Linked DNA regions of Homo sapiens: region 1 is linked to region 2. The links are chromatin contacts, found by Hi-C or POLR2A ChIA-PET in ENCODE. All regions are on one chromosome and are shown on one strand. Each heading gives the region's core, a stretch centred on a gene start or an enhancer-like site at or near the end of the contact. The rest is flanking DNA. Distances are from core to core; before and after follow the strand shown.

Region 1 (5,679 bases), core at 602-3,101, 1.3 Mb after region 2:
AGATTTAAAAACACTTTTAAGTGCAATTTGGGGGAAATGTCTTTTTGCTTGTTGCTGGTGGGTGCACTAATTTTCTCTAAGATATTTGAGGAACTGGTAACTTTAGTTACCTGTGAGAGGCAAACTTTGTAGCTGAGAAAAGTGAGCGATACAAAGACTTTCAGGTTTTACTTCCTTTTTTTGCTTTTTGAATTTTATTATTTATTTATTTATTTTAGCAGAGATGGTGTTTCACCATGTTGCCCATGCTGATCTTGAACTCATAAGCTCAAACTGATCCACCTGCTTTGGCCTCTCAAAGTGCTGGGATTACAGGTCTGAGCCACTGCACCCAGCCTGCTTTTTGAATTTTAAAGCATGAGAATATATTATATATTCAATAGTTATTAAGAGTGTTTTGTCCTTTTGAAATTCCCCGAAATATCTGAATTTTGGTTTGGGGGAGCATGCTTAAAATGGTTTATATTGATATAGGTAGAGGTTAGAATAAACTTTTATTGAGGAATAAGTATAATGATATCATAATTCATCAGTTGCTTATTACGAGGTAGCTATTTTGCTAAGAGATTTAGGTACTTTCTTATTTAATCCTCACCACAAAATATGGAGTATGCGATTATATTTTCCCCATTGTACAAATAAGGGAATTAATGTTTATTATGGATAAGCAGCTTATCTGAGATTTCATAGCTAGTAAGTAACTGGTATAAAATGTTGCTGTCACCCAGACAGTCTAACTATAGGTCCTTGAAGCTATAACCAAGTTAGTAGACATCTCCCAATCTGAGCCCTCCTTTTCTGTAACATTCATTGGTAGGTGCAGGTTAATGGTTTGGTAATCATTCATTGCCCTTCAAATTAGCGTTAGGAAAATTTACCTCGGTCACTGTCATCCTGCTTGGATGGGTCTAAATCAGACCTGAAGAAAGCAGGCCTCCACGGGATGCTCGCCAGGTTAACCCTTAGGCCAAAGGATGGACTAATGTTGAGGGACAGTCTCTTTCCCCATGTTTTGTGTTTCATGTTTTCCCTAAAATTATTTGATCTACAGACCTCAAAGTCACCTAACCAATAACATTTAAGTTTCTAACAGGCCATTGGGATTGGTAAGACAGATGGTATAAAACAATCATCACTTGACCTAGTTCATCTCATTATTGTATATTTTGCATAAACTCATCTATGTTATGACTTATTTTCATAAATATATGAATATATAGCCAGTGTTAAGCCATGGTAATTACAAGCGAACAAGGGACTTCCCAGACAGAATTGACCTGTGTGTTATTCTGTTCTAATTCTGAAGTCAGGAATTACTCTACCAGACCCATCCATTGCTAAAAACATTCTGGTCTTGTGTCTTGCCCATTCCAGGTGAGAAGAACCTGCTTAGTCCTACCTGTGGATTCAACCACAGACCCTGGCCACAAACATAGTGTCCTGGAAGAAAATTTATTGAACCTGTTTATCTCATTTCCTCCTGAAATATGTTAGACATAGTAATAAGAAGACCTTTGGAGTATTCTAGGCAAAGTATGGTAGAATCGAATATAGGACAATGGCAATAGGAAGGAAGAAGGAAGAGGATGAATTGTGGATGTTTCAAGGGTGAAATCTATTGGACCTGAATAATGATAGGATGAGAAGCCTGAGTAAGGAAAAAAAAAAAAGTCAAAAAAAAAAAAAAAAAAAAGACTACCAGATTTCCCAGTAAGGTAATGAAGGAGATAATTTGTGCCATCTATGGAGGCACTGAGAAAGAAGCTGAGGTTTTTGGCTGTTGATTTTGGCTTTCATTTGGTTTCACTTATGTTTGGTTGCTTTTTATTTTGGTGAGTTATTATGTTGGTGCAAAAGTGAGTGCATTAAAGGTAATGGCAAAAACCACAATTACATTTGTACCAACCTAATAGACGGTGGTTAGAGTGAGATGACTGACTTCATTTCAACTACAACAAGCACTAACTAACCAACTTCTCATTTCCTTCTCTTTGGTTTCTAGTCAACACTTTGTGGTTCTCTAAGGAACACAAAGAGAGACCCCAAAGCACTCACAAGACAGAAGTCCGGAAGTTCCTACATCCAAAAAGTTTCCTAAGGCCAGATGTTACCAACTGGCAACCATCAGACTGACTCTAGCCTTCACAGCATTAATACCTTTCATATACCTTTGAAATTATTTGCCAAGGTTTAAAAGTAGAGACGTTTTATTTTAAAATATAGATTTTTATTTTCTATGTTTGAGAAATAAGCACAGATTCCCACCAGGCATTATCAGTAGGAGCTGACCCTTCACACAGGGAATCTGCCCTTCGTTTTACCACTGCCTCCTCCATTCAGTTTCGTTTTTGAATAGTGCCTGCCTGCCTTCCCTAGGCATGCTATTTTAAATATCCGGCCTTAGGCCAAAAGCCTCAATAAGCTTCATAACCCCTTCCCCACTCTTTAAATGTTATCCCTCAGCTCCCCCTAGCCCAGGTTTGTGATTACCCCTAAGGACCATCCAAAGTAAAGGAGGAGAAATATTTTCTTCTTAATTACAGGGTGGACATTATTTTTTCTCTAACCACTGGATTCTGGGTAGGTGCCAATACTGTTTCACATTTCCATGGTGGCCCCAAATTCTCTCTCCACCTGTAGCCATTATTAGGCCTTTAGTTAACACTGTTTACCCCAAAGGAGACTTAATAGAGAGAGAAAATATAAAATGGGTACAGCTCAGGTGTTACATGCCTGGGGTCTCTGGATTTGGGCTAAACCTCATCTGATGAGTCCTCTTATAACCTGCTGTTTCCTGATGTTGAATTCCTAGACACCTAGGCCTAATCTGCCAGGTTAGACACCTAAATCCAACCATCCATAACAAACACTTGATTCCAAACACAGTATTTGCTCTTGGTAACTGTTACCTCTCAGTGCCCTCCTGCCCCATTCAAAACACCGGACATTAAGCCAACAGCATATCTCAGTGAGTCTAGCAGAAAATATGGGTATGAGTTGTAGCAGAATTATATATGGTTGAGGGAGAGCTTCCAGTGAAAAACTCTGTTATAGTTAGTTCTTCTTACTGCTGGAAATCTGCCTAATCTCTTGGGTGGCTTGAGGCAGAAAACATATTCAGAATCACTGGTGTATATGATTCTTGTTTTAGTCCATTCTTGCTGCTATAACAAAATACCACAGACTGAGTAATTTATGAACAGTAGAAATTTATTTCTCGCAGTTCTGGAGGGTGGGAAGTCCAAGATCACAGCACCAGCAGATTTTGTGTCTGGTGAGGGCCTTTTCCATAAATGGCATTTTCTCATGGTGTTCTCAAATGGTAGAGAAAACCAAAGGTACAATTGCTGTGTTCTCACCTGGCAGATGGGATGGAAGGGCAGACTGCTCTTTGAAGCCTCTTTTATAAGGATAGTAATCTCATTCATGAGAGTGGAGTGCTCATGGCCTAATCACATCCCAAAGATTCTACCTCTTAATACCATTACCTTGAGATTTAAGGTCTAACATGAATCTTGGAGGGACACAAACCCTCCATAGCAGTCCCCTTAAGTAACTCTACCTTCTCCCAATATCCACTTACTTGTGGACTAAAGCCGTCCCTCATGAGTTTCCTATCATGCCATTACTTCCTGGTTCCTAGGTCCAATACCTACTTCTTTCTCACTGGTAGCCCTGGAAAGCTGGCCACTACCCTGTCTTCTAATCACATTTTGACTTCAAGTGTGTGAGGATGCATAGCCAGTTATAAATCTGAGAAAACTACAATTGGATCTGAAAAACTAATTTTATCATGTGAAAGTTTTCTTATTCATTCATTCAACATGAATTGAGCATCTAATATATGCCATGTGATAGAAATGCAGAAATGAGTAAGACATAATAATTGACCTAGTAGAACTGGCAAAATGTATGAATTCTGTAATTCAACATGGTAAATGCTCTAATAGAGGCAGATCACAGCTTTATGGTATATTAGAAGGCATAAACAAGGGGCATCTGACTTATAGAACAGTGTTCCTCAAACTTTATCATGCTTCTGAATCACAAAAAATCTTGTTAAAATGAAGACGCTGGTCTTGAGCAGGGCTGAGAACCTGCATTTCTAACAAGCTCCCAGGTTATGTCAATGGTGCTGATCCGTGGACCAGTCTTGTAACAAATTCTAGTGACTTGAAAATTAGCATGAAGAATGTTAGAATTGGGCTCCCTCTCTGGTGAAATTAACAGTGTTTGAGACATTTGGAATAACTAAATATTTTAGAAACAGTCTCCACCTTTGTCTTCATAAGAAACCACTGAGACCTATACCCTGAGTTCCTTAGGGAAAGCACTGACTTTAGTCACTAATGAGTTGGTGTCCAGCCAATAGTTTAGGACGGCACAAGAGCCAACCTCTGAATGTCACCATGTGTGCTTCGGGTGAATATTTCTTCTGTGTTGTTAAAGAACCTCCAATGATAGTTCACTTGAACTTCGTCAGACTTACAGACTCATTTGGTGCCTGCTCCTCTAATAAATGTCCATATGTATAATAGACCATTATCTGAAATATGCTGTCATTACAACCTGGGCTTGCAGTTATGGGGAGTGGCTAATCCTCAACGACTCACTCTTTGATTGCTCCTGTTTTCAACTAAAACCTGAAGAGTTGTTGGCTAAGTTTGGTCAGTTAACAATATCATATCTGTAAAATCAAGGTAAAAATGCTCACCCTGCCTACTTTACACAACAAATTGAGATGAGATGTGCTTTGAAAACTTGAAATATAATGAAAGTACTAGCTGTAATTAAAAGAACGTAGATGCTTTTCCTACAGTATCTAGTTAAGATAAAAGTTTCTGAATTTGTGATTATAAGAATAGTCTAAGGTTCCCATTAAAAAATACATACTCTTGGGTCTTATCATTGGAAATTTTGGTTTAGTAGTCTGGGGGAACTATATATGTACGTACAATATATGTAATAAGCACCCCTAAATGATCCTTGTAATTGTGTCACCTGCATTTTACAGATATGATGTTGTTAACCGATCTAACTCCACCAACAACTCCTCGGGTTTTGACCAAAAACAGGCGCACTCAAAGAGTGAATGAAATAGTGAGAAGTTAAGAAATTCTGCATTGAACAATGGAATTTAGTGCACACAAGAGAACTCTACCTCCCATCACCAGTTTAATTATGCCAGATAGTACGTCTATACCATTACCATTACTACAAATGACTCATGGCAAATCCTTCCCACTCACTTAGCTCCTTTCCTCCTGAGAGTTTGTATAAAACATTAGAGACTACGTTGACAGTATGCATAATACAACCTACAAAAATATGTGAGAAGATAAAATTTGAGACTTCCAATATAATAACTTTTTTTCTTAATCATTTTATAATCAAGAAATTGCCCTTGCCTGGAAGTTATATCATTTGAACTTTTATCCCCAAGATCTTCAAAAAACAATGAGTCACTTAAAGATGTCATCTGGTAACTATTTCATTCTAAAGCTGTGCTATATTATGTTCCTTAAAGGTGTGGCCACCAGAAGAACATTACTTTATGATGAATAAATATCCTCTGTTACACTTATGTTTATGTAAAGTATCTATGACTAAAACAAACTTACAAGGTCATCTATGTACCAAATTATAACTGCCACCTAAAGACTCACAGGTGGAGAGTAC
Region 2 (5,116 bases), core at 1,477-3,976:
AGCCCGAATAGCCAAAGCAATCCTGAGCAAAAGAGAACAAAGCTGGAAGTGTCACACTACCTGATTTCAAAATATATTACAAGGCTGTAATAACCAAAACAGCATGGTATTGGTATAAAAACAGACAAATAGACCGAAGTAACAGAATAGACAATCAAGAGATAAATCTATGTATTTATAGTCAACTGATCTTCAACCAACTCACTTAGGACATACATTGGGGAAAGGACAACCTCTTCAATAAATGGTTCTGGGAAAACTGTGTAACAATTTGCAGAAGTATGAAATTACACCCTTATCTCTCACTGTATGCAAAAGTCAACTCAAGACAGATTAAGGACTTAAATGTAAGACCCCAAACTATAAAACTGCTAGAAGAAAACATTAGGGAAAACACTTCAGGACATTGGTCTAGGCAAAGATTTTATAGCTAAGACCCCAAAACCATAGACAACAGAAACAAAAATAGACAAATGGGATTATATTAAACTTAAAAGCGTCTGCACAGCAAAGCAATCAACAGAATAAAGAGACAACTCGTTGAACAGAAGAGAATATCTGCAAACTATTTATCCAACACGGAACTAATATCCAGAATATGCTAGGAACTCAAACAACTCCATTTTTAAAACTAAATAGTCCATTAAAAAGTGGGTAAAGGACATCAGTAAACATTTCTCAAAAGATGACATACAAATGGCCAACAAGTTTAAAAAAGTTGTTCAACATTCCTAATTATCAAGGAAATGAACATCAAAACCACAATGAGATATCATCTTACTAGAATGGTTATTATAAAAAAGACAAAAAATAATAGATGCAGGTGAAGATGTGGAAAAAAAGAAAACTCTTTTACACTGTTGGTGGGAATGTAAATGAGTACATTCATTATGTAAAACAGTATAGAGATTTCTCAAAAAATAAAAAACAGAGCTACTATTTGATCCAGTAATCCTACTTTGGGTATTTATTTAAAGGAAAGGGAATCAGTATATCAAACGAATATCTGCACCTTTATGTTTATTATAGCACTATTCACAATAGCAAAGATATGGAATCAGCCTAACTGTCCATCAGTGGATGAATGAATAAAGAAAATATGGTATATATACACAATGGAATACTATTTGGCCATAAAAAGGGATGAAATCATGTCATTTGCAGCAACATGAGTGGAACTGGAGGTCATTATGTTAAATGAAATAAACCAGGCACAGAAAGACAAATATTGCATATTCTCACCCATATGTGGGAGCTATAAAAGTTGATCTCATGGAGATAAAGAATAGAATGATAGCTACCAGAGGCTGGGAAGTACATGTGGGTGGGAAGGAGGGTGATCAAGAGTGATTGGTAAATGGGTACAAACATACAGTGAGTTGGAATAAATAAGTTCTGATTTTCAATAGCAGAGTAGGATGACTATAGTTAGCACAATGAATGTATTGTGTATTTCAGAGTAGCTGCAAGAGAGGACTTGAAATGTTTGTGACACAGAAATGATACTCAAGGAGATGGATACCCAAATACTTTTACTTGATCATTACATATTCTATGCATGTAACAAATACTCACATGTACCCCATGAATAAGTAAATTATTATGGGGTCAATAAAAATGGGAATGTTTACCACAAGACTTGACTAAATTAACTTTATTATGTGTACTTAAAGAAGAAGAAAGTGGCCTTGGAATGACAGTCTGAGATACAAGAAAGAATATGAGTAAAGAAATTGGTAAAACATATAGACAAATTTAAACAAAAACATTCTGCCTTTAATAATAATAGCATTTTAATTTTATGGTTTGAAAAGGAACGAAATAAAATACCTGACAACAATAGCCTGTCATTTAGGAGCAGGGGATCTTAGTCACACATTGTTGTACTTGCCTTTTTATATATGCATCTTTGTTGCAAATACACTCAAGATGAAAAGTGCAAGAAACTGTGTATATTTGGTTTTCAGGTGGGATAGCATCTGGGAGATTATGGAGAGATGTGTTGAAGCCACTGCCTTTGTGGAAGCTTCTACCTATGCAGGCCAGGAGACAAGGGCTTGGTGGTGTGCTTGGGGGTGGAATTGAACAGTGACTCTGTGGAATTGAACAGCTTGACTCTGTGTCCCCACCCAAATCTCATCTCGAATTATAATCCCCATAATCCCCATATGTCGAGGAAAGAACCCAGTGGAGTTGATTGGATCATAGAGGTGGGTTCCCCCATGTTGTTCTTGTAATAGTGAGTGAGTTCTCATGAGATCTGATGGTTTTATAGGGCAGTTTTCCCTGCTTTTGCTCTCTCTCGCCTGCTGCCGTGTAAGATGTGCCTGCTTTCCCTTCTGCCATGATTGTAAGTTTCCTGAGGCATGCAAATCTGTGAGTCAATTAAACCTCTTTTCTTTATAAATTAAATTACCCAGGCTCAGGTATGTCTTTATAGCAGTGTGAAAATGGACTAATACAAACAATGAAGCCAGCAGTTGATACGAGCTCAGAGTAGGAAAGTAAGGATCGTCTGTGACCCACTGAATATGTTTGTGTCTGTCCATTACCATGTCTGACTGCTACGACTTTCTGAGAGTAATAACTTCTGTGTGGTGCTTGTTTTCCAAATGCTGCACAATTTCTTTCATTGGCCAATTCTAACCCTATAGAGAGAGGGATTCTGGGATGTGTTGTTTTCACTCTGTGTGGGGGTCCCCAAGACTATTCCAGGTGTGAGGATTTGGCTAGCAGGACTCACATGACTCAGCATACAGTCATACTCATGGCTATGATTTATTACAGTGAAAGGATTCAAAGCAAAACAAGCAAAAGGAAAGGGCACAATGAGTGAAGTCCAGAGGAAACCAGGTACAAACTTCCAAGAATTCTTCTCCTGTAGAGTCGCACACATACTTAATTCCTCCAGCAACAGTTTATGACAGCATGTTTGAAATGTTGTTTCCTAAGTCTGCGTGTTAAAGACTTAGTACCCAAGGTTTTTATTGAGGGCTGGTCACATAAGTACCCTCTGCCCAGCATGAGCCAACATTCCAGACTTCCAGGGTAAAGCAGATGTTCAGCGTAAATCATATTGTTTGTACAAACAGTCTAGGCACAGCAAGCCACTCTTATCAGTTCTGGGAATGGTGGAAATCCTCTCAAAATCCAAGTCCCCAGACACCAACCCAAAGCCAACTTTTCAAGCAGGATTTTTTAAGGCAGCAGTTTCAGGTCTGCTGTGTTAACTATTTTCTGCACAGGGCCTTAGACCTGGTGCTTTACTGTCCAAGTCGAAACAGACAATCCAGCACATGGTGCTAATAAAAAGAGAGATTGGGTGCCTAGTGGCCAAAAATACCAAATCTCCAATACAGAGGTGATTATTATGTTCACTACAATTTGAGAGCATTAGGTAGATGCCACATTTTCTTCTGTGGGTTTGGAGGTATACATCATGTTCAGGAGAAAATTTCTCTGTTCTTATAAGTACCCACCTGGTAAGCTGGGAAATGAAATTTACACATATTGCTTTAAAAGTTGAAGTAACCAAATATTTAGCAGTTATGCCTATCTCAGCTATATGCTTTTCATTTTGTTGTGACAGAGCTAATCCCCTTCATTGCAGGGTGGTGTTGGTAATCCACACATATATCTGAGTTTCACACACTTTCAGCCAAAACAAGTAGTTGGGACTGAGGCTTTAAGTCCCAGTAATGTTGATGCTAACTTAGTAATGTTATGAGAAATTATGACTCACCTTTTAAAATACTTTCTTCTTTCACTGATAATAGTGCAACTAATCCAAAAATGCCTGGTGAAAATGTGAATAAGTATTATATTTTTTTACTTTTCAAATTTAATCCGTTTTAAACTATGTAAAGAAATACCAGATTCTTTGATAAACATGATCACAATTGGCCATTTGTTGTGTTGGAACTCTGCCTTTGTAATGTCTCTGACAAGTAATTTTTTTTTCATAATTGTATATTCCTGGTGAACTTCATTTGGTTGGAAATTGCCTTTCATTTAATTTCCTTTTTTAAAAAAGGAAACTGGAAATTATCCTTTAAAATGTTTTTGAAGCAACATTGCCACATAAAAAAGTACTTAAAAATTAGCTTACACAGTGAAAACAGCTGTAGAAGTATCAAAATAATGTAACCAAGAAGAAGGAATTTCATTTCATTCTCTTTTAATTTGGCTTATATTTGTAATGACTAATTTCACATGACAAAATACACTGCAATAAGTAATTTAATAACCTGTAATTGGCCAGGTGCGGTGGCTCACACCTGTAATCCCAGCACTTTGGGAGGCCGAGGCGGGCGGATCATGAGGTCAGGATATCAAGACCATCCTGGCTAACACGGTGAAACCCCGTCTCTACTAAAAATACAAAAAATTAGCCAGGCGTGGTGGCGGGCGCCTGTAGTCCCAGCTACTCAGGAGGCTGAGGCAGGAGAATGGTGTAAACCCGGGAGACGGAGTTTGCCGTAAGCCGGGATTGCACCACTGCACTCCAGCCTAGGTGACAGAGCGAGACTCCATCTCAAAAAAACAAAAACAAAAAAACCTGTAATTAGAGTCATAATGTCAAATGCTTGTGATACAGGTACCTGGAAGTTAAAAAGATATTGGGACATCTGAATCCAACACTTCAATGGAAAGGCTACCATGAAAGACCTTCTGATATACAAAATATCTAGTAATGCAGGAAAACACATAATAAGCATTTCTTTGAATGTATGGTTGATATCATAAGAAAGGAAGGGAAATCCCCCGGGGCTGAAAGACTGGCTTCTAGGGAGAAGAATGGAAACCAGAATGGTTAGCTGCAGCGTACATGATGACTTCCCAGGGTCTTTTGACAATGTTGACGTTCAAGAGACTTGTGTTTTAAAGGTAGTTGGGGAAACATAAGATTTTGGGTCTATGCAAAGGTGGGAAATTGAAAGTAAGACTTCTCTCACAGATAGAGCCTAAGATCTGGAGGGACTGTATCTTCAGGAAAAAGGTGAATTAGAATAAATTATCATTCCAGCCAAGGGACATGTTGAGGTTCCCCTTTCTGTCCAGTTTTGGACTCTGAGTGTAGAAAGAAAGGCTCCCTTGAGGATTCAAGCATACTGTT

The links. A loop is a pair of places that touch in the nucleus more often than their neighbours do. ChIA-PET counts read pairs that join two places held with the same protein, here RNA polymerase II (POLR2A).
Region 1: a loop to region 2 is called in a map with no recorded cell type, with 7 times the contacts of the local background. The contact joins two enhancer-like sites. A Hi-C loop is called at or near these places in 1 of 37 single-sample maps with no recorded cell type. POLR2A ChIA-PET finds 5 or more read pairs at or near these places in 1 of 52 experiments (activated T-cell).

What each region holds. Positions count from the first base shown.
Region 1 is chr5:40,376,645-40,382,323 of GRCh38, forward strand. No RefSeq gene overlaps it. Among named protein-coding and RNA genes, the nearest start is that of LINC00604, 140 kb to the left of the region's middle. Within about 2 kb of position 1,852, at least 3 of the 41 ENCODE cell types and tissues checked have a DNase peak (open chromatin) inside an H3K27ac peak, as active enhancers do.
Region 2 is chr5:39,089,890-39,095,005 of GRCh38, forward strand. No RefSeq gene overlaps it. Among named protein-coding and RNA genes, the nearest start is that of RICTOR, 18 kb to the left of the region's middle. Within about 2 kb of position 2,727, at least 5 of the 41 ENCODE cell types and tissues checked have a DNase peak (open chromatin) inside an H3K27ac peak, as active enhancers do.